2 separate regions of the Homo sapiens genome follow, and region 2 is linked to region 1. Evidence: read pairs that join two places in POLR2A ChIA-PET (ENCODE). Cell type or tissue: endothelial cell of umbilical vein. All regions are shown on one strand. Each heading gives the region's core, and the rest is flanking DNA. Links, peaks and the distances in the headings are about the cores only.

Evidence for each region. Peaks named below come from ENCODE experiments on the same cell type or tissue, not always from the same donor. Only the 100,000 strongest peaks of a DNase experiment are listed, where the experiment ranks them.
Region 2: POLR2A ChIA-PET joins it to region 1 with 5 read pairs; 2 of 35 experiments call an interaction of 5 or more read pairs at or near these places.

Annotation. Positions count from the first base shown.
Region 1 is chr17:55,811,642-55,820,047 of GRCh38, reverse strand. It overlaps a transcript of PCTP not described here. Among named protein-coding and RNA genes, the nearest start is that of PCTP, 65 kb to the right of the region's middle. In endothelial cell of umbilical vein, for the core only: no CTCF peak of the experiment used is centred there; a DNase peak (open chromatin) is centred at 5,437.
Region 2 is chr17:56,006,689-56,015,094 of GRCh38, reverse strand. No RefSeq gene overlaps it. Among named protein-coding and RNA genes, the nearest start is that of ANKFN1, 140 kb to the left of the region's middle. In endothelial cell of umbilical vein, for the core only: no CTCF peak of the experiment used is centred there; no DNase peak of the experiment used is centred there.

The sequences.
Region 1 (8,406 bases), core at 2,331-7,330:
CCTACATTTAAGGTCTTTGATCTATTTTGAGTTAATTTTTATATACGGTGGCAGGTGATCTAATTTCATTCTTTTGCATATGGATATCCGGTTGTCTCAGTACCATTTGTTGAAAAAGATTATTCTTCCCCCATTGAATTTTCTTGATACTCCTTCATGGAAAATCAATTTATTGTAATTGAGAGGGTTTATTTCTGGATCCTCAATTCTATTCTATTGATTTATATATCAATCCTCATGCCAGTACAACACCATCTTGATTACTGTAGATTTGTAGCAAGTTATTTGTAGTAAGCTATTTTTTTAGGCAGGGTCTCACTCTGTTAGTGCAGTGGAATGATCACAGCTCACTGCAGCCTCAACCTTCTGGGCTCAAGCAATCCTACCACCTCAGCCTCCCAAGTAGCCAGGACAACAGATGCACACTACCATGGTTGGCTAATTTTTTGTTTATTTATTTTGTGGATTTGGGATTCCCTATATTTCCTAGGCTGGTCTTGAACTCCTGAACTAAAATGATCCTCCCACTCTCCTACCTCAGCCTCCCAAATTGCTAGGATTACAGGCATGAGCCTCTGCACCCGGCCTGTAGTAAATTTTTATATCAGGAACTGCAAATCTTCCAATTTTGTTCTTCTTTTTCAATATTGTTTTTCTATATATAAAATTATGTATCCTCAGATAGTTTTGCTTTTTCCTTTCCAATCTTAATGTCTTTTATTTCTTTTTCTTGCCTAATTACCCTGGCTAAAGCCTCCAGCACAATTTTGAAAAGGAGTGTTAAGAGCAGACACCTTGGTCTTATTTCTGATCTTAGGGGGAAAGCTTTTAGCCTTTCACAATTAAGTATGTTAGCTGTGGTTTGTTCATAAACACCCTTTAGCAGGTTGGGGAAGTTCCCTTCTATTTCTAGTTTGTTATGTGTTTTCTATCATGAAGGGGTGTCGCTGTTATTAAACAACAATGCCGCTGTTTTCTTTTTCCCGTTTTTCCTCTCTTCTTTCCTTTTCTTTTTTTTTTTTTTTTTTTTTTTTTTTGATTTCTTTCCAGAGCCTGGTAGGACACCAGGACAACATCAGGAAAGAGGAAGCCACAGGCTGCCATGCATTCACTCCCTGAAGTGCCCTGTGAGCCAGCATCTGCCACCTCCTCCCTCCTGGCCACCCTTCTGACCGTGCCCTTGCTGTTCTGGCACAAGATGCACCCCTCCCACTTTGATCTGCTTCACTGGCTTACCATCTTCTAGTTTTGGGGTCTGTGGCTTCCTGTCACTCTTCTTCATGGTTCGGATCTCTTTTCTACCTCTTTCCAGGTGTCCTACACTGCTTTGGCAGCTACTGGTGTTTGGAAAGCTAAAGGCTATTTTCCAGACAGAAGAATTTCCTTTTCACTCCTGTACCCAATTTAATTCCACAAATATTTCATGACCACTTTTTTCTCATGCCAGTCATTGTTCTTGTTTGATCCTAGTAATACTCACAATAACCCTATGAAGTTGTTTTTTGTTTGACCCATTTTACAGAAGAGAAAACAGAGCCTCCACATAGCTAAGTAGTTTGTCCAAGATTACATACATAGTAAGTGGAAAAACCAGAATTTTTTACAGATCTGCAAGATCTATCTGCTTAGAGCAAAAAAGAGTGATACTCACACAGTGACAAATGCTGAGATAGAACTCAGGGCACCAGTTGCCATGTTGGAATAGCCAGGAGGAGCTAGGAAAGTGGTCTTGTTTAAAACCCAAGGCTGCTATTGATCTGGCCTCTGCCAACTTCTCTGACCTCATCTTTCAAAAAATACATGCCTACCCACCCAAGACATGCTGAATCACATCATGCGATCTCCGTTTCTGTGCTTTTTCCCTCTATCTCAGCCAACTGCCTCCCCCATGCAACTGTGAACTTCCAGATGCCTGGCTAACTTCTATTCTTACTTTGAGACCCAACCTTGGATTCGTTTCTCATGAAAAGTCTTTCTGACCCACCCCAAGCTGTGCTGCATCATATCCTGTACATACCTGTATCATGGTACTCACCAAACTTAGGTCTTACTCCCTCTCCCTCTCCCCTATGACCAATCACCAATAAACTGTGAGCCCTTCAAGGTAGAGTCATGGTTAGTTTTCCTCTGTAACCCCTAGGACCCAGGAGAGTTCCTGGCTCATAGTGTGTTCTTAGCCATGGTTTCTTGAATAACTAATTGAAATCTTTGGGATGAGCTCTTGTAGACAGATACCCTCTCTGACTAGATTTAAATTTTCTTTCTGCCCAAATAGATTAAAAGGTGCGACATTTTCTTGTTCTCTTTCAAACTGAGGAATCTGAATTCTAAACCAAGGAGTGCAAGCCTGTGAAATTTGAGCTTCAGACAATAAAGCTACTTTTCCACTTTGTACATGACAACTCACAGTCATCAGTTCTCCATAAGGCAAACCTCACCAAAGATGATAATCCAAAGGAGGAAACCAAGGACCTCACTTTAAATGCACAGCAGGAGCACCCTCCCATTCTACCGGAAGAACTGACCTTCTTAGGTGCTTCCCCACATCCAGGGATCTGCAGTCAAGGCCACCTTTAGGTTAAAAAGCACAAGATGGTCATTTCTTCAGCTATTAAACAAAATAATAACTTGACTTCTGGCTCAATGCCAGCTCAGTGAAAATAAGCCAACTGCAAGAAGAGGAACTTTCTGGACTCTGTGGCAACTCTTAGAGCAAAGTTTTAGCACAGCTACTTTTTGCCTTCTCCTCCAAGAGAGAAAGCTGTGAGGTCAGGTCCAGGATGACAATACCCAACAACCCCCAAAAGACTCTTGGTTTTAATCCTTGCCAATTTCCCTCCAAGCCCTGGCACAACTTGAGCTGAAAACACACATGCTATTTTCATTTAAGCGAGAATGCTGAACCACTGGGTATTTTTTTCCTGGGTTTTCTGTTAACTCTGTCTACAAAATGTGGTTTTAAGAAATATTACTCCTGGTCATTTATCTAACAGACCATACTGTGATCTGTAAGCTCCATCTTTCTTGCAGCTTTCACATTCTATTAAAATGGGATCTTTTACCAGGAAATTTACTCAGACGGGGGAGTTCATTTGAGGTTAAAACTGTAAAGTGGCCAATTATCTCTCAGTCATTGGTTGCATATGATCTTTACCCCAAGCTTTGGAAATAAAGACAACATTTAGCAAACGTTCTGCTCCAAAGCTAATGTTTTGGAAAGAATAACAGCATGTTGGGAATAAATTACATGGTCTTTAGTGCATTTTAGTGTTATTGCCTGTTAACACACACCGTGGTGTGCCAACTTATAAGAGAACTCCAGTCTTCTAGGGAATCGATTTCTGATTTGTTGAGCTGATGGCGTCCGTGTTATATCATTGAACAGACAAGTAGTACAGGGGGCCATGTCTGTGGGACCTCACCTAGGGGAAGCTATGACTCATAGGCTGTCTTTTCATTCTGATACTGTCCAGACCATTAACACGCCATGGGTAATGGCATATGAGGTCTTTCATCTAGGACTATCCAGTTACCCACTCATGAGCTATATTGATCCTAAAAGAGTCATTTAATATACCTAAATCAAGTAACTAATATAGCCTTGCTAAAAGGCCTACTAGGTACCAGGTTTTTGGCCAGGCTCTGTAGAAGAATAGTAGGATGCTTAAAGAGAGCCTTGATTCCATTTGTATGAAATATCCAGAATATTTCATAGAGAAATATCCAGACAATTTCATAGAGTCAAAAATTACATTAGTGGTTTCCTAGACCTGGGAAGACAGGAGGATTGGAGAATGTTGGCTAAAACATTTGGGATTTCTTTGGGGGTGATCATGAAAATGTTATAAAATTGATTAAGATGATGGCTGCCCAAGTCTGTGAATATAATAAAAGCCATTGAAGCATATACTTTAAATGGGTGAATCGTATGTGAGATATGTGAATGATATCTCAATAAAGCTGTTAAAAAATTAAAGAAGAAGAACCTTGTCCTCATGAAGAGAGGAAATGTTAGTAATTTCAGGTAGACAGCACTAAGGACTAGAGACAGGTACCACGAAATGCCAAGGGAAATCCAAAACTGTGTAACTTCCATTAGACTTTGTAGGATTTCCTTTCTTTGGGGACTGTTTCACTCTGTCTTTGGTTTCAAAAGATGAGAGGTCTTGTTTAGGTCTCTGAGGGTAGGAGCAGAAAGACAGCTCCTAATAACTGAATAAATAAAAAACTCATGATAAGACAGCAAAAGATGTCCTGGGAGTAGGAACATCAGACTTGAACCTGTTGGCAGGTTCCCGATGCAAGCCAACCTCAAACCTCTCTTATAGCTGGTTGCAAGCAAGGTGTTTTATTTAAAGGGGAAAGGAGTCAGGGATTTTTTTCCTTTAGACTAACAAGAAGCTGCCTGTTACTGTACCTTCTCCAGTCTAAAGACAATTTTACCGAAGAGCACCATCCCCACACCTACTCAATCTCCCACATTCCAGGGACAAAGGTATCTAGGATCAGAGCAGCCCACGAAATAAATAAGCAACAATTAGCCCTGTGGTAACTTGTAAGCCAAAATGTTACTCCATGCACAAACAGCTCAGGTGTGCACTGTTGTTCAGGCCACACCTGCTGCCATAGAAATTCTTTAGGCAGATAAATTGTATTTCAGGCTTAAGTGATCTATCTTTTAGCGGAGTGGGCTTGATTAATTTTAAAAGATGTATTTCCACATTTACCTTTGCTGAACTCCCTCTCTACTATCATTTTTTGGATTATTTCCCCAAATTTCCAATATTTAGCCAAAAGCAAAATTATCAAGTGTATTTACTATAAATAATTCCCAATAATTTCAAATATAATCATGCTTTTTAAACTCTTAAACTAATTTAAATATCTTAAATATTATAGTAAATTGCTTTTGTGCATAACATTGAACTTCCAAGCAGCAATGCACATAAGCATTTTAGAGAAGTTTACAAAGAGATTATTCTACTGGGCTGTAGACCTGAATTCCAGGCTTAGTTTACTCAGTAAGTGTGGGCCTCTTTTCTTCCTGAGGATCTGCCACAATTTTTCACTGTTCTTGGTTTCTGAGTTTCTCAAAGCTGAAACAGAGGCTGAGCTGAGGGTTCAGTAAAAAAGATGGTAGAGCATGCATCAGAGAGCCCCAAACTCCGCTTGTCTTCTAGAGTTGTCTATGACACAATCCTGTCCCCTGGATGACAGTTCTGCTAGTTCCACACAGGAGTACTTTGAAGCTTATGGGTCAAAGTAAACTGAGTGGTGTTGTGTCTGTCTTGCCCCTGTGAGCCCCATTTCCCTGGGACATGCAGAGAGAGCATTCCTTTCTCCAGTGTTCACCACCACCTGCCTTCCATGACAGTGCAAGCATTGGCTTCGGGAAGCTGCCAACTTTCTAGTGTGGTTCTTGAACCCTTGACCTTCCAGGCAAACGCAATGATGCTACCAGCTGAGCGACACAGACCTATTTCCTGCGTCAATGACTAAACAAATCCAAAGGTATGTGAAGCATTTCTTTCCCCCCGACCTTGTTCAGCCTTGGCACAGCTGCTGGCACAGCCAGAGGTGCCTGGCCCCAGGAGCAGCTGCTCAGTGTCTGCCAAGCCTCCGGAGGGCAGAGCTGTTTGTCAGCTGGTTAGTGCATTTTTTCACCTTGGTTCTCCTAAAATTGAAAATAACTAGAATACAACTCATTTTAGTGAACACTTTTGATCTTTTTTTCTTCTGTTTCTCCTCTTATCTAATCCTCATCTATTTTGTTATTAATGGGAACCATTAACACATGACAGGGTAGACAAATGTGCATGTCCCTTCATTTTCAAACCTCCTCCTTCCTCTAGAATGGATATGAATAAGCTCACACTCTAGAATGGAGATTAAAATATCAGAGTGTCAGCAAAATTAAGAAAGGAAAGAAGCAATAGGCTTTGTAATCGACGCATTGAATTCTCTTTTGAAACAATTTTTCTTTTTTTTTTTTTTGACACAGGGTCTTCCTTCCTCTGTCACCCAGGCTGGAGTGCAGTGACACGATCTCTCAATCTCTCATAACTGCAGCCTTGACTTCCCAGGCTCAAGTGATCCTCCCACCTCAGCCACTTGAGTAGCTGGAACCACAGGCATGTGCCACTATGGCCGGCTATGTTTTTATTTTTAGTAAAAACAAGGTCTCACTATATTGTCCAGGCTGGTCTTGAACTCCTGGGCTCAAGAGATCCTCTGGCCTCAGCCTCCCAAAGTTCTAGGATTACAGGCGTGAGCCACCATGCCCAGCAAGGAATATTTTTAAGGAATATGGGACAACATGGAAAAATGCTCACTCTATTGTCTGATTACAGTTACATAAGAATAGATGATGCACGAGCAAAGACTATGCTGTATTCTACAAGTGGAATGTGAATATTTTCTTTATTAAACTTCTGGCCAGGCACGGTGGCTCACAGCTGTAATCCCAGCACCTTGGGAGGCCAAGGCAGGCAAATCACCTGAGATCAGGAGTTCGAGACAAGCCTGGCCAACATGATGAAACCCTGTCTCTACTGAAAACACAAAAATTAGCTGTCTCTACTGAAACACAAAAAAACCTGTCTCTACTGAAAACACAAAAATGTTGGTGCACACCTGTAATCCCAACTACTCGGGAGGCTGAAGCAGGAGAATCACTTGAACATGGGAGGCAGAGGTTGCAGTGAGCCGAGATCGCACCACCGCAGCACCCCAGCCTGGATAACAGAGCAAGGTGCTGTCTCAAAATAAATAAATAAATAACGTACTTCTTTTAATGTCATTATAATATTGTTTAAATAGCATTTTTTAAATAAGAGAGGAAAGGAAAACAGTGTAACAAATCACAAGCACACACAAAACTGCCCTGCTCATTTTTAATTTGGTGTGTTGATTACTGGATATAAAACGAAACCTCATTCTACTCTTCTTTTCATTCTTGCTCTCCCTTTGCAAGGCACAACCCAACCCCTTTGGTACCAAGAAGTGAGGAACTGAGTTCAGTTCTGTTCTCAATCACTCTGGGAGCAGCTCCCATTTCCAGGATTCACCGTGACTGCCCACTCTCCCCGTGGGGAGGAGTGATAACTCTCATGACTGCGGAAAGGCACATCACTGATTATCTTCCAGAAGGGGTGACTGAGAACTTTTTCTAACTAAAGGATCCTTCTCATCTCTGAGTGACAGGGCTGTGAATTCCCAAAGCCTTGGCAAAGCACCCGAATTTTCTTTCCAGCTTACTCCCAATAAGATGGGGTGAAAAGGACTAAATGACACAGATTTAGCCTGGACATCCTGGCTCCAAGCCAGGTGAGGCTCCATCTCAACAAATCCATCATCTTCCTCAGAGTCTGTGAGTGTAACGTTCCTAAGTCAGCCTTGCAACATGGAGGTTAACGTTGAAAATGGTGACTTTGGCTGAATGGGCTCCACTGGAAATGTTGACAGTCTGATTAATTTTTTCAAATCATTGACCTCACACTTTCTCTTGGTGCTTTCTTTGAAGATATGGGGCAGGTGAGGAATCTAATCTGGCACTCCCACATTGCATGTTTTCATACAGCTGTTGTAGCAAGCCTTGGCAACAGAATGTCTGGGCTTAAAACTTGGCACATCATTTGCTAACCTGCTTAACGTCTCTAAGCATCATTTTCCTTCTTTGTACCATGGGGGAAATACTAGTGCCTACTACCTCTTATGGGTGTTGTGAGGGTAAAATGAAGTGATGCCTGTAAGGTATTCCCATAGTGCTTGGCACACAGTGCAGACTTAAGAAATGTTGGTAGTGATGTTTGTAATTATTATTATTATCATCTCTATTATATTACCCCTCCATTCTTTACTTTATTCACCTCAAAGTGAACTAGAAGCACCTTGATATGGAGATGAGGGCAGGAAACCTGGAATCAGATCTCTTTAGTTCTACTCACTGAATGGCCTTTGGCAAGTTACTTTCACATCTGAATCTACTTCCACATCTGTAAAATACAGATCACAACACCCACCTCAGAGCGCTACCAGGAAGATTCAATGTAATAAAATACAGGAAAATGCTTGATACATACTGAGTGCTCAGTAAATAATGGTTGAATCAGGACTCAGGTTTGGGTCACTCACCCAGATTGTCCCATTTTAACTTGGGTTTCAACTAAAGGAGAAGGCATCCCACGCTCCTCTAGGTCACTTCCAGCAAAAACCAGCAGGACAAGGGAGCCAAAACATTAGCAAGCTTTTGGCAGATGCCTGACAAGGAGTGTGATCACAAGACCTCCGTGCAGAATTTTCACAACTGAATGTGCAAATGACACTTATTCAAGCTGAAATATCACCCAAGTGTGTTTTGGAACCACAGTGACGACATCCCAGCTGGACTGTGGAAGTGAAGCTGTC
Region 2 (8,406 bases), core at 1,217-6,216, 200 kb before region 1:
TCCCAAGAAGTTTTGCTGTTTGTATTTGATAAGCTGATCCTAAAAATTATCATGAAAATAAAAAGTCCCAAGAATAGCCAACACAATCTTTTTTGGCACATCATGGATGAGGTGCCTTTAATTTTCACCCAGATATCCAAAGGGCTAAGAATAACCAAGACAATCTTGCAGAGGAAAAGGAAGAAGGGGAAGGAGGAGAAGTAGGAAAGATTTACTATAATCAATACCAAGATTTATTATAAAATCATAGCAATTAAGACAGTGCACACTAGTGCAAGGACTTATCAATAGGCCAGTGAAGCAATATAGAGACTCCACAAATAGAACCACAAAAATCAATACTTTATTTATTTATTTATTTTTATTTCAAGACAGAGTCTGGTTCTGTCGCCCAGGCTGGAGTGCAGTGGCGTGATCTCAGCTCACTGCAACCTCTGCCTCCCAGGTTCAAGCAATTCTGCCTCAACCTCCTGAGGAGCTGGGATTACAGGCACCTGTCACCATGCCTGGCTAATTTTTGTATTTTTAGAGGAGACAGGGTTTCACCATGGTGGCCAGGCTGGTCTTGAACTCCTGACCTCAGGTGATCCACCTGCTTCATCTCCCAAAGTGCTGGGGTTACAGGTGTGAGCCACTGCACCCAGTCAACACTTGATTTATAATAAAATTAGCCCCAGCAGAGCAATGGCGACAAGAATTGAGTTTTCAATAAGTGATTCTGTGTCAATTGGATAGCCATAGGAGAAAAAGAAACTCAGCCCTTTTTTCATACTATACACAAAAATAAATTCCAGAAGAATTGTAGATCTAGCTGTGTAAAGCAAAAATGTTTCTGGGAGATAAAATAGAATATTTTCATGACTTCGAGATAGGGTAGATTTCTAATGATGGATACTGAACTTTGTTAAAATTATGAACTTCTAGTCATCTAAATATTTAATTAGAAAGTAAATATTTCTAAATATCCTAAATATTTCTAATTTATAAATAAGAAATATAAATATTTGATTCATGTAAGTCATAAACCAGGAGAAAATATCTGCAGCACAAATAATTGACAAAGCATTTTTATCCATGATATATAATACCCACAAATCAATAAGAAAGCACAACACATTGTAAAAATGGGCAAGACAGTTGAACAGGCTCTTCTCAGAAGAGAATATTCAAAAGGCAATACAAATATTTAAAAGGGCTTATCTTCAAAAGTAATCAAGGAAATGCAATTACAACCACAAGGAAATCCTACTTCAATCTATTCATGGAGATGGAAATTAAAACCATACGATACTGCAAAAATAATCAAAAGATAAAACTCCAACAATAATGCCAAATGTTTAAAGGATGTGTAGCAAAGGGAATTCCTATAAACTGGTGGTAATATAAATCCGTAAAACTCCTTTGGAAAATAGTGTTGCATTATCTACTAAACTAAACACACACCCCCTATGACCTAGCAATTTCACTGCTATTCCACCCAATAGAAATGTGTGACTGTATAGATTAAAGACATAAAATAATGTTCATAGCAGGATTTTTCCATAATAACTAAAAATCTGGAAACAACCCCAAATATCCACAAATGTGACATATTTATAAAAAGGAATATTACACAGCTAGGAAAATGGAAAAACTATAGTTGCACAAAACAATAGGTATTATTTCGAATGAGATAATCCAGACCTGAAAGTGTATATAGTGTATGCTTCTACTTATTTAACTTAACAAAAATGAAATCTAATATATGGAGTGCTGTACTTTGGATGTTTGTTCCCCCAAACCTCATGTTGAAATATGATCCCCCACGTTGGAAGTAGGGCCTAATGGGAGGTGTTTGAGTCATGGGGGAATATCCTTCATAAATGGCTTGGTGCTGTCCTCACAGTAGTGAGTTCTCACTCTGTTTCCAAGAGTGAGTAGTTTAAAAAAGTCTGGCACCACCCACCTCCCTCTCTTACTTCCTCTCTCACCATGTGACCTGCACACGTAGGCTCCCCTTTGCCTTCTACCATGAATGGAAGCAGCCTGAGGCCCTCAACAGCAGCAGATGCTGGAGCTGTGCTTCTTGCACAGCCTGCAGAACTGTGAGCCAAATAAACCTCTTTTCTTTATAAATTGCCCCATTTCAGGTACTCCTTTCAAGCAACACAAATGAACTAAGACTGGGTGGAAAAGAAGCATAGTGATTGGGGAAGGGTATGGAATTGGGCTATTAGAATTCTCATAAAGTTCTATTTTTGACCATTTGACCAGGATGGTTGTTGCATTATACATTCAATATGTGAAAAGATCATTGATATGTATACTTGTGATTTGTGCACTTTCCTTATACTTAAGAATGTTTTTTAAAAGGATTTTCATTTGACTTAGAGTGTTTTTACCCACTTGAATTCTAGAATCATTACTGAAGATTTCAGTTATGATAATAGAAAGAAATCATGGGTGAACAAAACAAAACAATATCTACCATATTCTATGAATGTTTTTGATCTGAAGTTTTAAAATTTATTTTGATTTTATCATTATGGATAAGCTGTAAGCAAAATGATTTTACAACTTGTTTACTGGCCATACAGACTGAAGTAATGTTATAGAAAGTCAAGTTTGTAGATTTATTTGTACTTTACTCAGATATACTAAGAAATACAATATCTCAAGTTTGTAGATTTATTTGTACTTTACTCAGATATACTAAGAAATACAATATCTCATATTTCTCTGTAGCTGATATGGTCTTCTTTATGAGCCCCCATCCATTGAATTGCGGAAGAAAAAACAAAAATATAGTCTAATTTATTCAACTTAATTCAATGCCAAAACAAAAGCCTTTTTAGATAAGTTCTTGACATTTTTAGGTAATATATGCATTCTTTTACATTTCCTTTCTCTCTCCCAGATCTTCTCTTTGATAGCATCTGGGTGTCTGGAGGAGGGTATGTGGCTGATGGCAATGGATGACAGAGGTCTTAGAGTCTGCAGAGCAGACATTTATACTTGCTGCATAGTGGCAGGGCTGGTTTGTTCCCTTCAAGCACCACTAGTTCTATCCCTGAGCATCCTGCCTTGGCCTGCTGTGAAGCCCACCTGTGGTGTGCCACAGGATCTGGTCTCTCTTGCCTTGGCCTATGAGTTTTCCCAACATGACTCAGTTTCATCTTTGATATGTCTTATGCTGCATAGGCCTCCAACATTCTACCCCCCACTCTACAGCTGGCCCATGGCTTAGGGTTTCTATTTCACCTCTCAATACCACAGACTTCATGGTAGTCTCACAGCTCTCCACTCAGATATATTATGCATCCTCCCCTTTAAAGGCAAGCAGAAGTGGATAGAAATTTGGGAGTGCTAAATATCGGTCCTTCCTCTACATCTCAAATTATGGTGTGCAGCAAAATAGCTAATTTAATGATAAAGCTCATTAAAACAGAGATTGTTGGTCCCCACCTCAAGTTTCTGATTTAGTAGGACTGTAATGATGATGCTAGTCTGTTGACTTCGCTTTGAGAAACATTGCTTACACGAAACCAAATGACCTTTGATTAACTCACCCCCAGACTGGTGTGCCTGCAAGGTGACTTCCTTCCAAACTCCCAAATGTTAAGTGGGGCTATGTCCTCTCCACCTCCGACTGCTCCCTGACCTTTCCCTTCTTCCCACAATCTCTTGGGTCAGAATAGGCTAGGTTTTTGTTAGAGCTTGTTTTTTTTTTAATTTTCTTATCTATCTAGGGCTTCTGCAAGTATTTCTCTCATTTGAAAAGACTTTCTTCTCTTTTTTTCTCCTACATTATACTCCCCTTCTTCCCCATTCCAGACTTGAAAGAAAGCATTAGTGGTAGATGATATTCAAGAGAGAGAGATGAGTTTCCTGATAAAGAATGTAAATTAGTACTTCAAAACCTTAAATATACTTTAATAATAAAAATAATTTGAGGCAATATTGAGGGTCTGTGAAAATCTTTTTCCTTTTAAGTGAACCTAAACAATATTTAAGTTTGAAAACATGAAAGAATAAAAGAAAGACCAAACTTAGAATGAGGCAAGAACTTATAAGAGCTCATAGGAATGTGAGAATGCAGGATCTAGCTCTATCCCTCCAGAGCCTTTACTGGGGGCTGGTAGATCAAGACCAAATCTGAATGATGGCAGGGGAGCTTCTGTTCTAGGCCAGAGAGCACTGAATGTCCAGAGAGACTTTCATCCTGTGAGGACTCTGTCCCAGCAAGGATATGAAGACCTAGGACCATTCCCAGGCAATAAGCTCGATGGGTTCATGTGCTCTGCAGTGCTTAGGTACCAGAGAACAGGGACAGAACCCCATACCCAGAGACCTGGTGGTTGTCACCAGCCAAGTGTAGAGCAAACCCCAGTCAGCTGGTGAATGATATTAGATAGACTCTGTTTGACAGTCTTATGCCCAGGAAAGTGTGGGGTCTCAGAGAATGCACAGTATCTTGGACTCCAGAGGAAGGGATTCGGGCAACAGCTGGGCTGTCTCACAGGGTATTGGATGGGATTGTCCCTCTATTATGGCCAGGGGTGCAACCTGACACCACCAGCTCATTCTGACTCTTGTAATCTCTGGCAAGGGCTGAACAAATTCCAGCTCTGGGAGAGGAGCATAGCAACAGCTGCAGTGGGGCTAAGATGAGCGTGAGGATTGCCATGGGAAGTAGAATGCCAGGACTCCAGGTCAACCCTTTCCCCTGACATCCCAGGCCAGGAAATGAAGCTCTGCACTGAGAAATGTGGACTGGCATTCCTCCTCTATAGAGGCAGCAAAGTGGCAGCTCCTCACTCCTGCTGTGGCTGTCCTCTAATGTGGTTACCAGTCACTTTCCTGTCTCTTTCACAGAGTTGCCATATGAACCCAAATGCAATGACTCAGGTGAGAGCATTATTAAGCTCCTACGCAAATGTAAAGTGTGACATACTGGGGATAACCAGGTTTATGCTCTATGCCAGCTTTAATCCTTTGGCTAAGATAAATACTTTTTTTTTAACAGCACTTATGGCTTTTCAACTGAATCTCACACCAGCTCCTCCGGTGAGGACACCTATAGTCCTGCATTCAGCTTCCTCTTGAGTCAAATCCATTTCACATCATTTCCTCTTTTCAAATGAGAGAACAAGTTAATACTAGCATTTGGTTTAAGACACAGAAAGCAGCTCATATTTAGTGTTTGGAGATCGGGGGCAACACAACTCCTTGGTTTTTGGTTTAACACTATGTGTGGCTATTCCTATAGGGTAAGATGCTGAGTCTGGTGTGTTGGTGAGCAGGTATGGGGAGTTACTGTCTTTTAAAGCAAATGCAGCATAACCTCCTGAGCTAGCGTTGCACAGGGAGAGAGAGGTATGGACATGTGAACACAGTGCATGCTGTTTGACCTTGGCTCCAGTCTTTAAACCGGGCAGACTCTCCATTCACTATGCCATTGGAGCCATTGCAATAAAAGGGCCTCTTTTTGCTTTTCGCTGAACATTTTCTACATTTTATCATCTAATTTCTACTTCTGCTGCTCATCCTTTTTTCTTGTTTGTGTCTCAGCTTTTGATTTTTTGGCTTGCTTAGCTGTCTTATTTGTGCACACTCTTTGAACTTGATGGCACTAGTGAATTTAGTCCTGCCACTCTTCTTCCAGCTATTTACCTATTCCAGCTCTGGCATCTGGGACCCAGCCGTGGCATGCTCCAGCTTTGCTATTGCTGCTAGAGGCCTGTCTCAGTCTCCTGCAGTGGATGTAAGTACTTCCTTACAGAATTATTCAATCTGAGGTCAAAATTAATGGATCCAGGCTATAAGATAAATACTGCTATATTATTATATATCCAGCAAGAAATATGGCAGTGAGGGTTCCATTTATTCCTTTGCCCATTGTTTTAATCTCACCCACGTTCAACTTCACAGCTACTCTTTGCCAACTTGGAGACCATAGAGGGGCTGTTCCCCGCCTGGGTCTTCAGAGAGACTGGAGGAATTCCAGGAAATGTCAATGTTCAGGATTTCAAAAATCCTGATAGGAATTAAGTATTTATCAAAGATAATGTTTGTCTGCTCAGGCAAATTGGAAGTCAAAATCATTTGCTGTTGCTAAGGGAGATATCAGTTATTGCTGACAAGCATTTACAGGCGTAACTCCGTTGGCCTTTTATGTGACCCTGTGGCTAAAGAAATCATTAGAGAACTTCTGATCCGATGGTCATAATGGAAGATGTGGGCAACTTGTAAATTCTACCAACAGTGTCTTGGGTGACCATGTAAGAAATCCACTAAAATTATCTTCTCTTTCCAAAAAAGTACCCAAGAAGGCTCCCTAAAAGCAGCAGCATTAAATAATCAGTGAATCTATCTCTAATCTATATGTCATTCCTTTACCAGTTTTAAGAGCAGATATGTAGATTTAACAATTTTCTTACCTATGATTGCTTACTAATTTATTTATTTATTTTTATTTTTATTTATTTATTTTTTATTTTATTATTATTATACTTTAAGTTTTAGGGTACATGTGCACAATGTGCAGGTTAGTTACATATGTATACATGTGCCATGCTGGTGTGCTGCACCCATTAACTCGTCATTTAGCATTAGGTATATCTCCTAATGCTATCCCTCCCCCCTCCCCCAACCCCACAACAGTCCCCAGAGTGTGATGTTCCCCTTCCTGTGTCCATATGTTCTCATTGTTCAATTCCCACCTATGAGTGAGAGTATGCAGTGTTTGGTTTTTTGTCCTTGCGATAGTTTACTGAGAATGATGAATTCCAATTTCATCCATGTCCCTACAAAGGACATGAACTCATCATTTTTTATGGCTGCATAGTATTCCATGGTGTATATGTGCCACATTTTCTTAATCCAGTCTATCATTGTTGGACATTTGGGTTGGTTCCAAGTCGTTGCTATTGTGAATAGTGCTGCAATAAACATACATGTGCATATGTCTTTATAGCAGCATGATTTATAGTCCTTTGGGTATATACCCAGTAATGGGATGGCTGGGTCAAATGGTATTTCTAGTTCTAGATCCCTGAGGAATCGCCACACTGACTTCCACAATGGTTGAACTAGTTTACAGTCCTACCAAGAGTGTAAAAGTGTTCCTACTTGTCCACATCCTCTCTAGCACCTGTTGTTTCCTGACTTTTTAATGATTGCCATTCTAACTGGTGTGAGATGCTATATCATTGTGGTTTTGATTTGCATTTCTCTGATGGCCAGTAATGGTGAGCATTTTTTCATGCGTTTTTTGGCTGCACAAATGTCTTCTTTTGAGAAGTGTCTGTTCATGTCCTTCGCCTACTTTTTGATGGGGTTGTTTGTTTTTTTCTTGTAAATTTGTTGGAGTTCATTGTAGATTCTGGATATTAGCCCTTTGTCAAGATGAGTAGGTTGCGAAAATTTTCTCCCATGTTGTAGGTTGCCTGTTCACTCTGATGGTAGTTTCTTTTGCTGTGCAGAAGCTCTTTAGTTTAATTAGATCCCATTTGTCAATTTTGGCTTTTGTTGCCGTTGCTTTTGGTGTTTTAAACATGAAGTCCTTGCCCATGCCTATGTCCTGAATGGTAATGCCTAGGTTTTCTTCTAGGGTTTTTATGGTTTTAGGTCTCACGTTTAAGTCTTTAATCCATCTTGAATTAATTTTTGTATAAGGTGTAAGGAAGGGATCCAGTTTCAGCTTTCTACATATGGCTAGCCAGTTTTCCCAGCACCATTTATTAAATAGGGAATCCTTTCCCCATTGTTTGTTTTTCTCAGGTTTGTCAAAGATCAGATAGTTGTAGATATGCAGCGTTATTTCTGAGGGCTCTGTTCTGTTCCATTGATCTATATCTCTGTTTTGTTACCAGTACCATGCTGTTTTGGTTACTGTAGCCTTGTAGTATAGTTTGAAGTCAGGTAGCGTGATGCTTCCAGCTTTGTTCTTTTGGCTTAGGATTGACTTGGTGATGCGGGCTCTTTTTTGGTTCCATATGAACTTTAAAGTAGTTTTTTCCAATTCTGTGAAGAAAGTCATTGGTAGCTTGATGGGGATGGCATTGAATCTGTATATTACCTTGGGCAGTATGGCCATTTTCACGATATTGATTCTTCCTACCCATGAGCATGGAATGTTCTTCCATTTCTTTGTATCCTCTTTTATTTCATTGAGCAGTGGTTTGTAGTTCTCCTTAAAGAGGTCCATTCGCGTCCCTTGTAAGTTGGATTCCTAGGTATTTTATTCTCTTTGAAGCAATTGTGAATGGGAGTTCACTCATGATTTGGCTCTCTGTTTGTCTGTTATTGGTGTATAAGAATGCTTGTGATTTTTGTACATTGATTTTGTATGCTGAGACTTTGCTGAAGTTGCTTATCAGCTTAAGGAGGTTTTGGGCTGAGACAATGGGGTTTTCTAGATATACA